Linked DNA regions of Homo sapiens: region 1 is linked to region 2. The links are chromatin loops, found by intact Hi-C in ENCODE. Cell type or tissue: ascending aorta. All regions are shown on one strand. Links, peaks and the distances in the headings refer to the core of each region. The heading gives the core; the rest is flanking DNA.

Region 1 (8,335 bases), core at 312-8,311, 100 kb after region 2:
CAAAAAGACTATAAGCCAAATTCAACATCCTTATGCTTCGGTCTAAATCCTTTTGAACTTATTAGAATCCTTTTGAAAGCTCCTTTTTACAACCAATGAATTGGCCACCTTTCCTTGTTTTGTAAATTTTGATATGTTGTCTCAAGGTAGGAATGTGACATCATTCCTCAGGAGCTGAAATTGTGGCGCTGCATCCATAATGCCCCCACCACTTTTAAATTCAGCCAAATTGCATGGCCATCTGCTCCTTTATTCTTACCTTCTCCTTTACCCCAAATTAGCAACCCATATTATCGACAGCCTGCCTACCAATCATCTCTACCACTTGGCTGTGTCTAACAGCTCAACACATTTCCAAAATTTGTATCAATCATCCCACACCAAAATATAAAAAACAAAACAAGAAAAATCTTACTCCCTCTAAATTCCACAAAATAACAATTGATCCATCCAGGTTCTCATCCTTGGCTTCTCCCTGTCTCTTCCTTCCTTCCCACATATCCAATCTGTCTCACTGACTGTATCACCTTGATTAAGCTCACTTCTATCCCTTCCCCTCAAGAGCTTTCTAAGGGGTCTCTCTGCCTTGTCTCGCCACCACAGCCTTGCCAGCCCTTTCCTTTTCCCCAGCCCACACCACCCAAGTTACTTTTTCAAATCACAATCTGATTAGGCATAACCTGCTTCAAACCCTTCAATAACTCTCCAGTGCCTTTCAGCCAGCATTATGATTCTTTAGCAGAGCCTCCAACAAATTAAACACAGACTCCCTACGTAACCGAGAAATTCCACCTCTGGGTATATACCTAAAAGAAGTGAAAGAAGGCACTCAAACAGATGTTGGTACACCCATGTTCATAGCAGCATCATTCACAACAGCCAAAGGGTATAAGTAACCCAAGTGTCCATCAATGGATGAATGGATAAACAAAATATGGTACATACACAAAATGGAACATTACTCAGCCTTAAAAAGGAAGGAAATCCTGATACATGCTACATCAACGAACCTTGAGGGCACTAAGTTATGTGAAATAAGCCAGTCCCAAGAGTAGAAATATACGATCCCACTTATATAAGGTACACAGAAAAGTCAAATTCATAGAGACAAAAAGAATGGTGGTTACCAGGGGCTGGGAGGAGAGAGTAATGAGGAGGTGCTATTTAACGGCTACAGTTTTAGTTTGGGATAATGAAAAATCTCTAGAGATAGTGGTGATGGCGGCACAGCAGTGGGAGTGCACTTAATGTGACTAAACTGTACACTTAAAAAAGGTTAAAATGGTAGATTTTATGTTATGTATATTTTACCAAGTTAAAAAAGAAATTCCTTAGCAGAGAACACATGATTCCACAGCCTTTCTCCTTAGTCCAATCTCTCCCCTGCACAGTCCCCACTTACACACACACAAAGATGCCAAGGCCTGCCACAGCACCTTCAGCCAGACCACAGCTAACTGAGTGGTGGGTATACACCAGCCCAAACAAAGCTTCCAAAGATCTGCCAGCAGGACACAGACACCACAGTCAGGTGGCTGTGGGCAGCAGAGCATGGAGCTCATAGAGATCCAGGGAACAGCTATCATGCGGGTGAACCTTCCCAGACTCCTCCAGAGGAAGCCTATCTGAAGAGAAGAATGAAGCATGGTGACAGACCATGGCAGGCAGACAGAACAGCTGCCTTTGCTGCCCAGAGTGGTTCTAGCTGTAGGCCCTCGAGAGGTTCCACTGAGCCTCTTGTCAGACATAAATACCCCCCAACTTAAACCAGTGTCAATAACCATTCCTCATAGGAGACATGCTGTGAGCAAGCCAAATCTTACGGACTGAATGCTTGCGTCCTCCCAAAATCTATTATGTTGAAGCCCTAGCCCCCAGTATGATGATATTTGGAGGTGGGTCCTTTGGAAAGTAATTTGGTTTAGATGCAGTCAGGAGGGTGAGGCCCCCATGAAGAGATTGGTGTCCTTATAAGAAAAAAAGAAACCAGGGTTCGCTCTTTCTCTGTAGTGTGAAGACACATCAAAAAGGCAGCCATCTGCAAGCCAGGAAGAGGACCCTCACCAGAAACTGAATCTACCAACAACTTGATCTCCCACTCCGCAGCCTCCAGAACTGTGAGAAATAAATGTCTGTTCTTTAAGCCACCCGGTCCATGGTATCTTGTTACAGCAGCTCAATCAGACCAATATGCCAAAATACTTCCCTTCCCTCACAATTGTGAGTTTGTTTGTCTGCTCTTCCCCTGGAGAAGGGAGGTTTAAGTTCTCAATGTGCACAAGCCCCATGCCTAACAGCGTGGCTGACACACAGGGCTCTGGTGTGTAGAAAGAAAATGAATAAATAAATGCATATTAGACAGGCACAGCCCATTCTTCTGTCCAGGACGGTTTCCATCATCGCTACCCTTCCACTCCAGGTCATAACTGGCAAAGGACCATCAGAGAGCCTCGATGACACACCAGGAATGTCCTCATGAAGGATTAAAGTTAGAAACCAAAGGACAAGACACTTCCTTAGTATTTACCAACCAAAAACGCAAACTGGGTGAAAACTGGATTCTATAGGACAATTTACTCAAGCAGCATTATTCTCAAAGGTGATGGGGCTGGTGGGCCACACAGAACCACACGGGGTGCCCTGCAGGGCTCCCTAAAGCATTGGAGAAAGTGAGTGCCCCGACATGCATTTGTGGAAAGACTTAGGTGATGGCTGATTTTCATTCCTACCTACACACTTGCTTAAAGATATTTATATAAGGTGTGTCTATTCATGGCATTTACCTCACCAATTATAATTCTCTCATTTTCCAATCCTTAAATTCACTGTGAAAGCCAACTATATATTGAGAAACCCCTCACCTCATTTTCTCTAAAGCTTTCTGCTGAAAATGTCTAATGGAATGCTAGTAGGAGGGCTTTTGTTAAAATCTTGGATTATGGAAGAAATAGGCACAACTACTGGGCAATTTCCATATAGTATGTTGTTGACTTGTGTTCAAATTCTGGCTAATACAAAGGACATGAAATTACCAGGCAATGAAGAAATCCAATAGATTTAAACAGGAAGTGAAAACAAACAAATGGATAAAAGCAAATGGAAGCCCATTTGCCATACCTGACTCCAACCTTAAAAAGCTGTGAGTGGGAGGGGCTATTAATTCAACATTCTGGTTATCTAAGGGTTAACACCCTAGGTTTTGTCTCTGCATAGGCAGAGAGGGACAGGCACCACCAAGATCAAGGTCTGTTTCTGTCTGAGTATAGAAAAGCTGGCCTTACATCAATAAAAGTCATCAACAAGGAGATACCCTTAATCAACCACCCTCAATCCCAGGCACAGGCCAGTGATTAAGGACTGAAAGACAGCATCTAGAACCTTACAATTTGCAAACTGACGAGAGGGAAAAAAGTTTTTTCCCAACTGTGTAAAGTGAGAATGACAAAATATACCATCTAGACTAATTAGAAGAAATTGAGTCAAAAATAACAGCGGCTGCTATAACAACATGGAAGGTTTTGGATTACCAGTTACCAACTCTCACTTGTGACGTAAGGGCAAAATTTCTAAGTGCCTTTGTTTATAATTAAAGAGCAAGGAGAGAGACCTTAGAATCCCAGGCAAAACCTTCCTTTAAAAAAGAAGGCGGTGGAGCCAGCTGGTTTCTAGAAGAGCCAGGGCGAGGATGAAGCTTTTCTGACGGGTCTGAAAATGGTCTTTCACACCTATTCTATTACATATACCCTTCAGTCTAATTCCTAAATCACCAAGCTCTTCACAACACTGCACCATTTTTCAAAGAGTTTTTGCTTCTATATTACAGAAGGCTTGCAGCAATAGTTTACCACCAAGGATCCTTTCGATCCACCCCATTGTGGTACGGCACAGGCTGTGGAGCCACAGACCCAGGCTGGAATCCAAAGGAATTCATCTCTGGAATTCAAATTTCTAATCTAAAAACTCAGGGATGACAATATCTATTCCACAGGGCTGTTATGTAGCCTGACTGAGAGAGCAAACTCATTAGATGAATTTCTCCCTCTCCAATGCCCCTTTCTTCTTCTCACCCTGAAGAGCTTACCTACTCTTCTGTCCTGTCTCCTAGCAGGTGTGTCCAGGTAACTAACCTAGTGAGTTACCTCATTTGCAGTTGATCTTACATGAGGTTTAACACCCTAAGGAGGAAATGCAGCCAACACCACTGTCCCTACAGTCATTTCCCGGAGGAAGCTCTACAGAGTCATGGCAGGAATGGCTGCCAAAGGGCAGGTCAACTTCAGAGAGCACACACCCCACTCCAAGGCTGGGTCTGAAAGTCATGCCCTGCCTCCCTCTCCACCCCCTCAACATGGACCCCCCACCTGCCACAACCCTAGAAGGTCCAGAATGGGCAGCATGCAGCCCAGCTGTAGGGGAACCGGTCGTCATGCTATACAGCTCACAATGACTGGAGAATTAATGAGCTAACGTCTGAAAAAAGGCTACAAATTCCTGAGGGACGAGGCAGCCAAAAACTATAAACCGCTGTTACATCCAGAAACACAAACTCAGCTGTACAGGGGAACATGCTAATTATAACGCACGGACTTTTCAATGCGTTCCTTCGAGGCAGATTTTAAAAATTCCAAGAAGTCAATGTGTTTAGATTGGCAAACCTGAGACCCCGGAACCCCTAAGTGAACGTAAAACTGTTCAAATATAACTGGCACACCCGACTCTGATTTGTTCCTGGTGGGTGCACAGACGCCAAGAAAGACTGGTGATTACTGAATTGAATATAGCCACCAGAGGAAAACCAACTTCCCTTCCAAATGAATCAGCTTATTAATCAGAGGGTCTCAATCTCATTCCATGTGCTAAGATCCTCAACAAAGTCTTACACCACTTGTAGATTCATTCCTCTGTTCTCTTTATGCCTGATCGGATCATGCAATCACTCAAGGTACACCTTCATTATAATTAAAAATACAGTGATTTGCACCTGGTAGGCACTCACATAGGGTTTCCTCTACCCATTAGTTTTGGAGGCCACTCCGGATTGGTTCTGAACAAAGACACTCACATAAAACAGCCTGGGATACACTATGGCAGAATGGCCTTCTTTAAAAAAAAAAAAAAAAAAACAGGGGCCTTCCCATCGTTCAGGCTCTTTTAGTGACAATGGAGAGAAATGTACTGAATTTAGTGCACTATTCTTGTTTGTAGGTTAAGGAAGAAAATTATCCCTCCAGAAAACAACAGCTTTGGCATTCTGCAACAGATCATAGGTTACAACGACTACTGCAGTGGTTCTGGAAAAAACATCCACAAGATCCAAGTTGCAGGCCCAGCTCTGCAGCTAGCTCACAGTGAGACACTGGGCACACTGCCACCTTCAAGCCTCAGTTTCCTCACAAAGCGTATAACACATCATCTCCTAGGATCTTGTCCCAGCTTCCAACGCTGTTGATTCAACAAAAAAAAACAAGGCTCAACTCTGGAAAGACTGAGTTTGCTCATTCTGGGATGAGCATGCATCCTAGATCTGGTTATAGAGAATGTTAAAAACCAAAAAGCCAGCAAATGCCAGACCACAAGAATCTCTCTCAGTGACATTACTCAGAGGCAAAGGAAAGCAGCTCTCTTTATTCTGATCTCATAACCAAAATAAAATATATTAAGAGTGCAACCATACACAGCACAGAAAGATGCACAGAATAACCAGGTAAGTTAGGCCATCAAGGCACATTTGAGCATGTTTTCTGTGTGTTTACAATACATGGTTAGCTACAAAATGGAACTGGCTACTTTTAAAAATTCACCTAGTTAGGAAAGCAAAAAAAAAAAAGTCTAAAGATTACAAATTAAGTAATCTACATGTAAAGGAGGGGAAAAAATATGCATCACTCAACAGTGAAGCTTTGGTAATGCCTTCATACTCAAGGTTTAAAAAAGTTTTTTAGAATAATAAAAATTCAGAAGCTTCCTCAAGCAGTAATCCACTAAAATAAAGTCCAATAAACTATGTAAACAAAGGCAGAGATATTTATACATTTACATTAGGATTTCATGAATGTTTATTAGTTGAGAATTGATCAAACAAAAATAGCTAAGATGTTCCAAAAAAGACACTGATAATGTAAATTGAGAAATAATTTTTAAAGAAAATAGCTAAACTGCTGCAGTGGGTTATTTCACCTACACTGATTAAAATCAACAATTATATTAGAATTTGGAAACATTTTCTAGGTCAATTTCTGGTTTTTCTAATGTTGGAAGCATTCCTTTTAAAATCAAAGGCACCATAATTCTTACATATCCTTAAATACATTCTGAAGTATTTATGAAGAACAAAAGACACTACAAACAAATCAACCTATAAGACATGCCATAACTAATCATTTTTAAGTCACAAATAAAATGTTTACTGAAATTTTTGTTTATAAAATTCACATTTATAAATGTTAACTAAATTTGAATAGTTCTGCTAATTTCCAAATATTCTACAGGATACAGCAGTTACTTCATATATTTATATAAGGAGACATACTGACAACACCCCCACACACAGTTTTTTCTCCTTGAATACAGCACATGTTAATAACCTGTAAAGCTATAGGAAAATCCATTTTTAAAGTTAATTACCTTGACCACGTATGGAGCAATAAAACAAATTTTCCCAAGAAAAGTTTTGGTAAGAAATAAAACATACAATAGTGAACTACCTTGTAGAAACCCGATTAAGAAAAGTTAACTTCCTTCTACAAGTAGTTTATCAAAAAAGGGGCTTTCAAAATACATTATTATATTATAAATCATCAAAACTTAAAATTTACATTTCTACCCTTACGTCTGTCTCTCAATAGGTGGGTAGAAAAACTAGAGTTCTTTTTAAATGACAAAATTATAAGGCCCCTCTGGTTTAGAAATTAAAACTGCTTACCAACTTTTCTTCTCCATTGCTTTTTCCACTGATTTAACTAGCACTTTAGCCTTCAGTTCATATGAAAGAGAGAGACAAACATTCGTTGTGACAGGGAGAACACACTAAGTACAACAAATATTTTGCAAGCAGATAAGAAGGGGAAAGTAGGTCAATATCCTGTGGCTAGGAAGAGGCAGCCTCAGCTTCCATACAGGGCTGTTTTATATGAGTTAATCATATAAAGTTGATCGAGAGTCCATCATGGATACATGCTGGACTCTTCTGTTGACAACCTCCCACTCTGACCCATGCTACTGGTATACAAACAGTACTTAGCAGGCAATGAAAGAAGAAAGAATGAGAGACACATCTACTGCTTCTCATGCATGTGCAATCTAACTGAGGAAAGAATACTTAAGAGTAAGATAACCAGTATAATATGTTCATATAGGGCAGGCGATTCACCTCAAAAGGAGGAATATAGAGATGAACATTTCTGTTTAGAGGTACAGCTACTATCATACAGCAGGAGAATCACAGAAGGATAGCTGAAGAGGTGAAACTCGACCATGAAAGGTGAGTTGGATGTGATTAAGCAGAAAAGAAGTTTAAAGCAAGAATAAAAAACATATTCAGAAGACGGTGACCTGGCAGAATGGTAGCAGAGGACGGCCGGTATAGGAGCCTGATGAACAATGAAGCTGGGATGAAAGGTAAGCCAAGGCTAGACTAGGAGTCAGACCTAAGGAGCTCACAGGTGTTAGAGTGGTGGGAATGGGTGGGCGGGGAGAGAGAAGCATTACATAGCCTAACCAGCGCATCTGTGCTACAGTCATTACTTATGTCACACATCAAGATGGCAACAACTAAGGCTCAGAGTCACTGGTGATGGTCCCATGGAAGATAAAACTGAGGTCAGCCACTACATACAGATGACAGGGAGCCACCAAAATGATTTTGAGCACAATAGAGACAACAAATTTAAAGGAGGCTTAAGCAGAGGATGGGCAGTCTGAATTTGTTGGCAAAGCGACTAAATGCAGGGAGGAGGACTGCTCTGTGCAGTTGTTCAGTTTGTGTACTGCATAAAAGTGGGCCAGCTGGGGAGGAGGGGGGGCGGCAGAATAAGGTGACTAAAATAAAGTTGAGCTCCTGTGGGATTGTGTCTGCCCCAAAGAGTGCCTTTTTCTCACTGCATACAGGCCCTATACAAGACAGTATATCAAGGAATTCATCTGGGGCCCCAATCTAGTAGTTGAGGAACAAGAATTAGGATAATGCTAATGGAAATGAAAAGGAGATGTGCCAAGGGAAATCACAGATGAGTCTATCATAAAAGGTGGGAAACTAATTTGACAGAGGTGGAAGAGAGACAGGAGCGTTTAAGACTAAAGTAGAGGTTCTCTTATCCAAATGCATAAGGATTGACAA
Region 2 (8,335 bases), core at 200-8,199:
AAATGATGGTATAACTTGCAGAAGGAGGGCACATTCAGCAAGACAGGTATGGAGAGAAACTTGAATTAACCAGAAGTGAAAAATATTCTTGGATTGCTGAAGGGTATAGGGTATTTCACCCAGCATCAAGTTAAAGGATGTTTACACAGGAACATCTGACTTCTGTTCTGATTAGGTCTGTAGCAAACAAACTTTTAAAACGTAATATAGTTTCCTGATTAGACTTTCCTACCTGATAGGATACATCCTCTGGCAGCCACAGACTCTCAATCTTAGGGCTAAGACTCTAAGCTCCATGCAGACAAGGAATATCTCAGTTATGTTTACTACTGGTATCTGGTAACTCAATAAACACTTGAGAAATGACTCGAATTGTTTATGAGTTATAACTCAGTTTCCTTTGAGTGTTATAAGTGTTTCTTTTCCCATGGCTAATTAGATCTTAGGACCTACTGGAAGTCAAAGTTAACTAGATATCCCATCATAACCTCATTATCCTATTTTTTAAACTTTCCATGTGTTGTGATATGATATTAAGCCATTGCCCACTGGCTTAAGATCAATAATCCTTTTCTAGCAAAATTAAAACAAAATCAGTTTCTTTGACTTTGGAAATGTCATTGAATGTATCTTCTTAATCTAACTTTCTAGTGAAATCTCTGCTTACCCATCTCCCCTGCTCATGAAACCATTTAAATCTAGATTAGCACAGCAATGTGCTAGGTAGTAAGTCTTTTTCCCTGCCAACTGTAAAGAATGACTTTGGCATTCTGCCCATTTAGTGATAGTAACTTGAGGTCTTGCTAGAAAGAAATTAATTTCGGCAGTGATTTCTGTGTGTACTCAAGCATTTCTCCTAACTCAGAAACCTCAAATTCTTCCCTTTCTACCAAGAAATTGGTAGCTTTCCTTTGTAGATTCTGCTAAATGGGCAGCAATACAAGCAGATGCTGTGTTGAAGACCTCTGTTCTGGGGACCCCATGGGGAAGCCACCAGCACACACACTTCCATCTACGAAGCACCCAATGCTGGCCAGGAGCTTGGAGTAATGACAAGGGTGGAGAAACAGGGGAGTCAGAGACTTACCACATTTATTTTTTTCTTACTTCCAGATACTGGGGAACCTGTTACTTTGGGAAGAAAGGTGAGGAAGTGCCCCTGGTCTCAATCTTAGTAAGAAAGAAAAGCAATAAATGAAAATATTAAAAGGGCCTGGAGTTTAGGTCCTGAGTCTGCCGCTAAGTAGCTGTATAACCCTGGGGAGTTAGTTGACCTGAGGAGCTTTACTTTCTCATCTGTAAAATGGAATTCATAATAATAACAGCTACTTCATGAGGCTGTTTTGAAAAGTAAATCAGACCATACACACACCACTTACCACAGTGCTTACATACAGTCGGCCCTCAATTAGTACTTACCATTAGCTATTAAATATAGAATATGATTGAGGGAAAACATACTAAGAAAAAGGCATGTGCTAGCAAGGTCTGGTTTAGGTGAAAGGAATGATCTGATGTTTTTTTTCTGAGATTCTGTGACCCTAATTTTTTAGAACATGTAAATTCTTTGGGAACATTCTGGGCAGAGCCTGGTTCCTTAAAGAAATTCACAAATCTTACTTGTGGAGGAGAATTAAGAAAGGAGGAGCCCGATCTACTTCTTATTTCCGTGAACCAAACTAAAATACCACTCCTAAAAGTGAGAATAAATGTTTTAATAGATCCTTAAAACTCCTTCTAAATGTCAAAGTTAGCAAGGGGGCAAAAAGGAAATTCTAACATAAGTAGATAATGTTTATTTTCCAAATCACTTTTTTCAGGGGCCATGCTCATCTTCTCTATATCATTCTAATTTTAGGTATATGTGTTGCTTAACCAAGCACAAATGGTTTAAATATTTAATCTGTAACAAGCATAGAATCATTTTAAAAAATTCACCATGAGCTTCAGCAGAAATTATTTCAACCTCTGCAGCAGAATTCATTATCATAAGATCACAGTAATGAGACTCAACACATCACCTAATCCAAATCCTCTTTCTCTGAGTCTCACAGATGAAATGACCAGCCCTGGCAAGGCCAGAACCTATGTCCAGCCCTCCTGTGGCTTTCTTTATGGCACCAACCTGCCACACTTTCTAACAACACACAAATGGCCACAGACATACTCATTGTAGCTTGTTGGAAGCCTCACGGTTAGAAATTTAAATACGCAATTTCAAAAGTCAGGTACTAATACGAGTTCTTTTTAAGCAGTACTGTCTCCAAAATGCTGGCTCTCAGCATACGCACACCACACACACACACACACACACACACTCAGGCACACATGCAGGAATACACAACCAAATTTTGTTACATCTACACAAAGATTTGTTGGCAGATTCAAAGTGATAGTGTGTTACATCTACACAAGGATTATTTGTAGATTCAAAGTTACAGTTACTTATAATGTCTACATAATACAGGATTTAATTTCCAACCATTCCACTCTACTAAAGACAATACAAAAAAAATTTTAAATCTTACCTCGAAAATCTCAAAGCCATAAATGTCCAGAACACCCATGACCTTCTTTCTCACTTTTGTTTGTGCCTTTAAAAAGTTTCAAATTAAAGGGTTAATTAAGGCATGAAATATAACACTACAAGCATCCAAGGAACATAGATATATATTACAAATTAATTATGTTTCTTAAGTAAGAAAATAACTAATTTAGTTGTTTTTTAAAAAATGTATGAGATGAGGCATTGGTATAGAACTCTTTTAGAAATTTTAATAATAGGTGATATATTTAAAGAAGGCATTAGTGGTGCCTTTCAAAATCACCTAGTCCAACACTCTCATTTTAGTAATGATTAGATCATGACCTAGTGAAGTAAAGTGACCTTTTCAGCAAAGTGTGTACCACTAGTTACCAGGTGAGCCAGGCCAAAACCTGGGACGCCGACTCCCAGAGTAACTCCACAAAGACCATCAGACTATTCACCAGTCAGAAGCAACACACATGGCAAAACAAAATAAACAAAATCCCTGACAAATTTCAATCTTATACATGGTACACTCTTTTTAAGGAATAATCTTTGTAAGTGGCAATCAATTATTTGATTATAAATTTAAACTTTCTTCAACTTAATGTTTATACTGTGAATACCATTTATTACAACTGATTTTGCTCATAGAAATTCAGTACCTTAATGCTTTCATTGATTCGATTTACCAACCATGAAAACAACCTGCTGTAGAGGTTTTTAGCCAGAGCATCACGGGCATAATAAGCCTATTAAAAAACAAACAAACAAAACTTAACACCCACAATTCCACAATGCTTACTTTTAATAAAATCATAAAGATACTTTTAAAAAATATTTGAAGCTCTTTTATTTCACATCTTTGCAGAACCAGTTTTCTTGTATCATAAACAATCAAACCTTTAAGAGAATTAGGCAAATTGTTTATACACAGTTACACTTTTTCACAAACCAGGAAACTAATTTTAAATACTGCAAAAACTTTCACCACAAAGATATTTATTTCAATTTTATGGAACAGAGAAAAATCAGACGCAATTTAGACATCCAACAATAGGGGGTAGTAAGAGAAACATGCACTGAGAGTAATGTTACATAGTCATCAGAGAGTGATGGTTATGAAAATCAGGTAATGAAATGGAAATGCTCGCGTAATGTGAAAATTAAACAACTGTCTACTTAATATGATAACTATTTTTTAAAACCCTTATACACAGAAATGGAAATTCAAAGGAGATATATGAAAATGGCTTTGACTGATGGAATCTGCAAATTTTTTTTCTTCACTCAATCTTTTTTTATTTTTAAATTTTTTTGGAGACAGAATCTCACTCTGTTGCCCAGGCTGGAGTGCAGTAGCACAATCTCAGCTCACTGCAACCTCTGCCTCTTGGGTTCAAGGGATTTTCGTGCCTCAGCCTCCCGAGTGACTGGGACTACACGTGTGTGCCACCACGCGTGGCTAATTTTTGTATTTTTTGTACAGACAGGGTTTTGCCTTGTTAGCCAGACTGGTCTCAAACTCCTGGCCTCAGGTGATCCACCCACCTCAGCCTCCCAAAGTGCTGGGATTAGAGAGGCATGAGCCACCATGCCTGGCCACACTAATCACTTGAGTATTTAAAAAAACTTCCACAATGAGTTCTTTTAAGTTATAGAATGAACATAAACCCCTTCTTACGTGCTTATCTACTTTTAAAGTTATTCAGAACTACTTGACAAAGAGGCAGAAGACATATGCATCTCTATGACTCTTAGAATCCAAAGGCCGAAGAAAGTCAGGTTTGGACAGAAGAATCTAAACACCCTTAAATGCACCGAGTGCCCAGAGCATACAGTAAGTAAGTACTAATGAGATGTTTAATACCAGCATCCTGGGGAGGCCTGGAGGTTGGGTGTCAGCAGCCTAACAAGGAACTGGCCTTGGGAGAGAAAAAGCTTGAGGTTTTGTTGCTATTTTCAACATGCTGGCCGTATGTGTGTATTTTGCTGCTTCTAAGTAAAAATTGGGGTATTACTGTTAAAATTAACCAGTACATTTTTATTTTACAAAGAGCACAACTTGTTAGATTATGTGGGAATACTTTCTCTACATTTCTTCCTAAATAAAATGTAACAACTTTAATAACAGATTCACTTCCCTGGCAACATAACACAGCTGAAGATAACACCTTTTCCCTTCATCTGACATTTCCATGCTAATCCCAAACCTCCCTCCCTACTCCAATTAGGGTTAGAGAATATACCTAAGAGTTGGCAACAAACAAATAAACAAACAAGGGAGGGAATGCTTCCATAGTAGAAAATGCATGTCAAATGCTAAAACAGAGAAATCAAAATATAATTTAGATGCATCTTTCCCCAATACCCTTTCTTCTAGTTTTTGCTTTCTTAAAATAGGTAATTTAAGTGCTTAGAATAATGCCTAGCACACAGTTAGTCTATAGATGTACTTATATTGATTTCTGAAGTATCCTTTTCGTCTACTACTACCTCATGAGGCTATATAATTTCCAAATCCTTTCCTTTTTCTTCTTATAAATTCAAGTTATCTCAAAACACCACATAATTTCAAAACACCATGTTTTTGTAAATGAGCCCTTTTTCATCTTAATGTCGTCCAGCTTTTTTAGTTACATGCTATCTACTTTCAACAAGCCACTATTTCAATAAACAACTGAACTAATAGTGACAATTTATTCTGATAAATTGCTTTATATTTTTTAAAGTGTATTCACAGCCAATATTAATCTTCTTTGGTTTCTTCAACAATATTTATTCCAGGGGTCTCAAACTCAAATGTTTCCAGGGACTGTGTGATAGAAATGAACAGGAAATGATGGCTCTCTCTATTGGGGTTAGAGGATGCATTCCAGGCTAAAGGCACTCAAATTCAAAACTTAAAGAGCAAACAAACAAAACCAAAGAAAATACTACCCTTTAGTCAACTAAAAATATTGAGCTTTACCTGGCCCTAGGAGCTGCCAATTTGCCACCTGGCTGCCAATGTGCCACCCCTGACTTCCTGAGCCTGATTCATGCCACCAAATCTCCACAACATTATCCTATAAAGCAGTAAGGGAAGGAATGTCTATTCCCACTTAAGGACCACTAATATGGGGTGTAGAAACGAGGGAAGACTCAAAGTGCACTAATTCACCATCTCAGTTTCAAAGCACACTATGAAAAGACCATGCACTTCTGCAGCTGCATGAAACTCAGAGAGGAAAAGCCCAGGTGGAATGTGCTGCAGACATGGCCAGTAACAGGCATGGTCTAGGACGGCAAGTGACAAAGCAAGGTGGAGACTCAGAGATGCACAGACATGGGGCCTGCCCTCCAGGAGCTTAGAGTGGAGCTAAGGAGATCAAACTAACACAGAGGAAACAAGCAGAGGACAGGTGCCAAACTGCAAAAAAAACAGGTTCTGATGGGGGTGCGGGGTGTCTCAGGAGGCCTATTTGATCAAAGAAGTCTCCTAGGATAGGGCACAATCAGGTAGAGCATTTAGATGGGCAGAAAGAATGAGCATGACATGGGGGGTGATAGGCAGGTCGGAGCAGAGGCAGCAGGTAACAGAGAACTAGCAAGGAATAAACTGAGGTAAGCTGTGTGGGATCAGATTTCAGAGGACATCAGAAGCCAAGGAGAGAGTATGTCGGAGAAGCTGAAAAACTCTTGTCTTGAGTTTCTATTATTTCAGTATTAGTCCTCCTATCTAGAGAAAGGTCTAAATGCCTTGGGAAAAGGAGGCATGGGGCAATAAAGATGATGCTGGGGCCCAGGAATTGAAGCTATGTGGAAAGGCTAATAAAACAAATCACTTCTCACAGCAATCAAAACCTCCCAGGCAATAGATCAGTAGAACCAGATACTCTGAGTACTACATTAAAAATAAAAAAAAAAACAGTTGACTAAGGAGCCGAATAGCTGAGGATCTCTAGCCAAATTCTTTTATGCCAAAGGTTAAGAAAATGTGGAAAGTTTTCTTTAGTGATGTAAGGTGACTAAAATAAGCTTATAAAGTCAGAGGCACCTGGGCCTGGTTCCCATACAGGATGATTAAAAAAGCAAGAGTAAAACACACAATTTTAAAAAGACCCAAAATATACATATTCCTAAAGGGTCTTCTTAAACAACACAGGCTTTTTCATGGCTTCCTTACAGACTTAACAATTCCCACTCTGGCTATTGAAAATGTCCAAACTCGGTGGCTCTCAAAATGTGATCCTGGACCAGCAGCAGCAGCAGCAGTGTCACCTTTGAATTTATTAGAAATGCAAATTCCTCGGTCCTACCCCAGACCCACTGAATCAAACACTGGGGGTGAGGTCTGCAAACCATGTTTAGTCAGTCAGTCCACCAGGTGATTTTGATGCACGTTCAAGTTTAAGAACTACTGGTGCAGATTTGCCACTCTGACTGCAGACTTCACCTTTCCAGCCATATTGCTCTGAATCCTCTTTACATATCTACAGCTATAGCCAAGCTTGATTAATCCTTCTTCTGATATGTGCCCCAAATCTGGCTTTTCTCAATGTTTTCTTTTTGATATGCCCTTTCAGCCATACTTCACACATCTAAATCCTTTGATTGTTTCCATGGGGTCTTCCCTAACCTCTTACTTCCCAACTCAGGGCCTATGTGTGGGCTTGTGCTGTACAGGCTCTCAGCAGCATTTCCTTGATTAAGTAAGTTACTTCGTATCTGACTGTGAATTAGTGAGGATGACTTGGACAGATATGACAGCAAAAGCAGTAATTTAGGAGGAAGGACAGGCAATGGCTATAGCTAGGAAACGATTGCTACAAACCAAATTTCCATATATATAAAGTTATGGTATTTGCCACAGCCAAAATAACTCACCTAAAATAAGATATCAATGTTGAAAGCTAAAGACATAAAGGCATTCTTGGATTATAGTAGGAAAGGCTGGTTCAGCAACAGAGGGCAAGCCTGGCTCCACCCTACCATTTATGGAGGCTTTATGGATAGTTATGAGGATGAGACAACAAGAATACAGTTGGACAAAGTGGGGGCCTGAGTGGAAGTCCTAAGTTAGTAATTTAATTCTAGCCTGAGTCATTGACTGGTGGTAAAATGCGTAAGCCATAGCACAAAGGGTTTTAGTGAAAGGGGCTGCAGAAGCTGCCTGGGTATACATGCACGTATACAGGCATGCAACCATCCAAACACCCACCCACTTAACTTGAAGCAAAAGGAGAGAAGGCAGCAGCTCAGATTTGTGTCTTACAAAGACTAAAGACTTCACTGGCCCCAATATCAAGGGTAGAGGGGGTTCAAGAAGTAAGGCAGGGAGGCCAATTTGGCTTCTCCCACTGTCTTCTCCAAATCAGTAAATGACAACTCCATGTTTCCAGTTGCTTGGGCCAAAAACATTAAATCACCCTTGATTGTTCTCTTCCTCTTAAACCAGCTAGCACCAGCAAGTCCTGTAGCCTCTACCCTCTAATAATATCCACAATGTGACCACTTCTCACTGACTCCACTGCGACTACCTGGTTCAAGCCACCATCATCTCTGGGTTAGTGCACATCTCCTCGAAGGTCCCTCGCTTTCACTCCTTTTTCCCTGACCCTCTGCTCTCCACATCACAGCCAGAGTGACCCTTTGAAATACAAGGCAGTCATGCCACTGTTCTGCTCAAAACCCTTCAGTCATTTCCCACCTCACTTGAGTCTCCTTCCCTGCCCCAGGGAGCTCCCCTACTCTGCTCTACTGTTGCTCTCAGTTCACTGATCATACACCACGGGCTAGTTTGCTACAGCACTTGTTTCTTATGTC

What was found. A loop is a pair of places that touch in the nucleus more often than their neighbours do. Peaks named below come from ENCODE experiments on the same cell type or tissue, not always from the same donor. Only the 100,000 strongest peaks of a DNase experiment are listed, where the experiment ranks them.
Region 1: it touches region 2 in a loop (2.1-fold over the local background); 2 of 110 quality-filtered maps call a loop at or near these places.

What each region holds. Positions count from the first base shown.
Region 1 is chr2:191,261,976-191,270,310 of GRCh38, reverse strand. All of the region lies in intron 1 of MYO1B (myosin IB), which reads right to left. Among named protein-coding and RNA genes, the nearest start is that of MYO1B-AS1, 20 kb to the right of the region's middle. In ascending aorta, for the core only: no CTCF peak of the experiment used is centred there; a DNase peak (open chromatin) is centred at 4,480; H3K4me3 peaks cover 2,324 bases; H3K27ac peaks cover 4,553 bases.
Region 2 is chr2:191,364,486-191,372,820 of GRCh38, reverse strand. MYO1B (myosin IB) reads right to left here. Exons shown (of 31, transcript NM_001130158.3): 12 at 3,193-3,279; 13 at 2,529-2,594. It also overlaps the pseudogene RNU6-1045P. Among named protein-coding and RNA genes, the nearest start is that of MYO1B-AS1, 120 kb to the right of the region's middle. In ascending aorta, for the core only: a CTCF peak has its summit at 3,593; DNase peaks (open chromatin) are centred at 6,290 and 6,580; H3K27ac peaks cover 4,380 bases.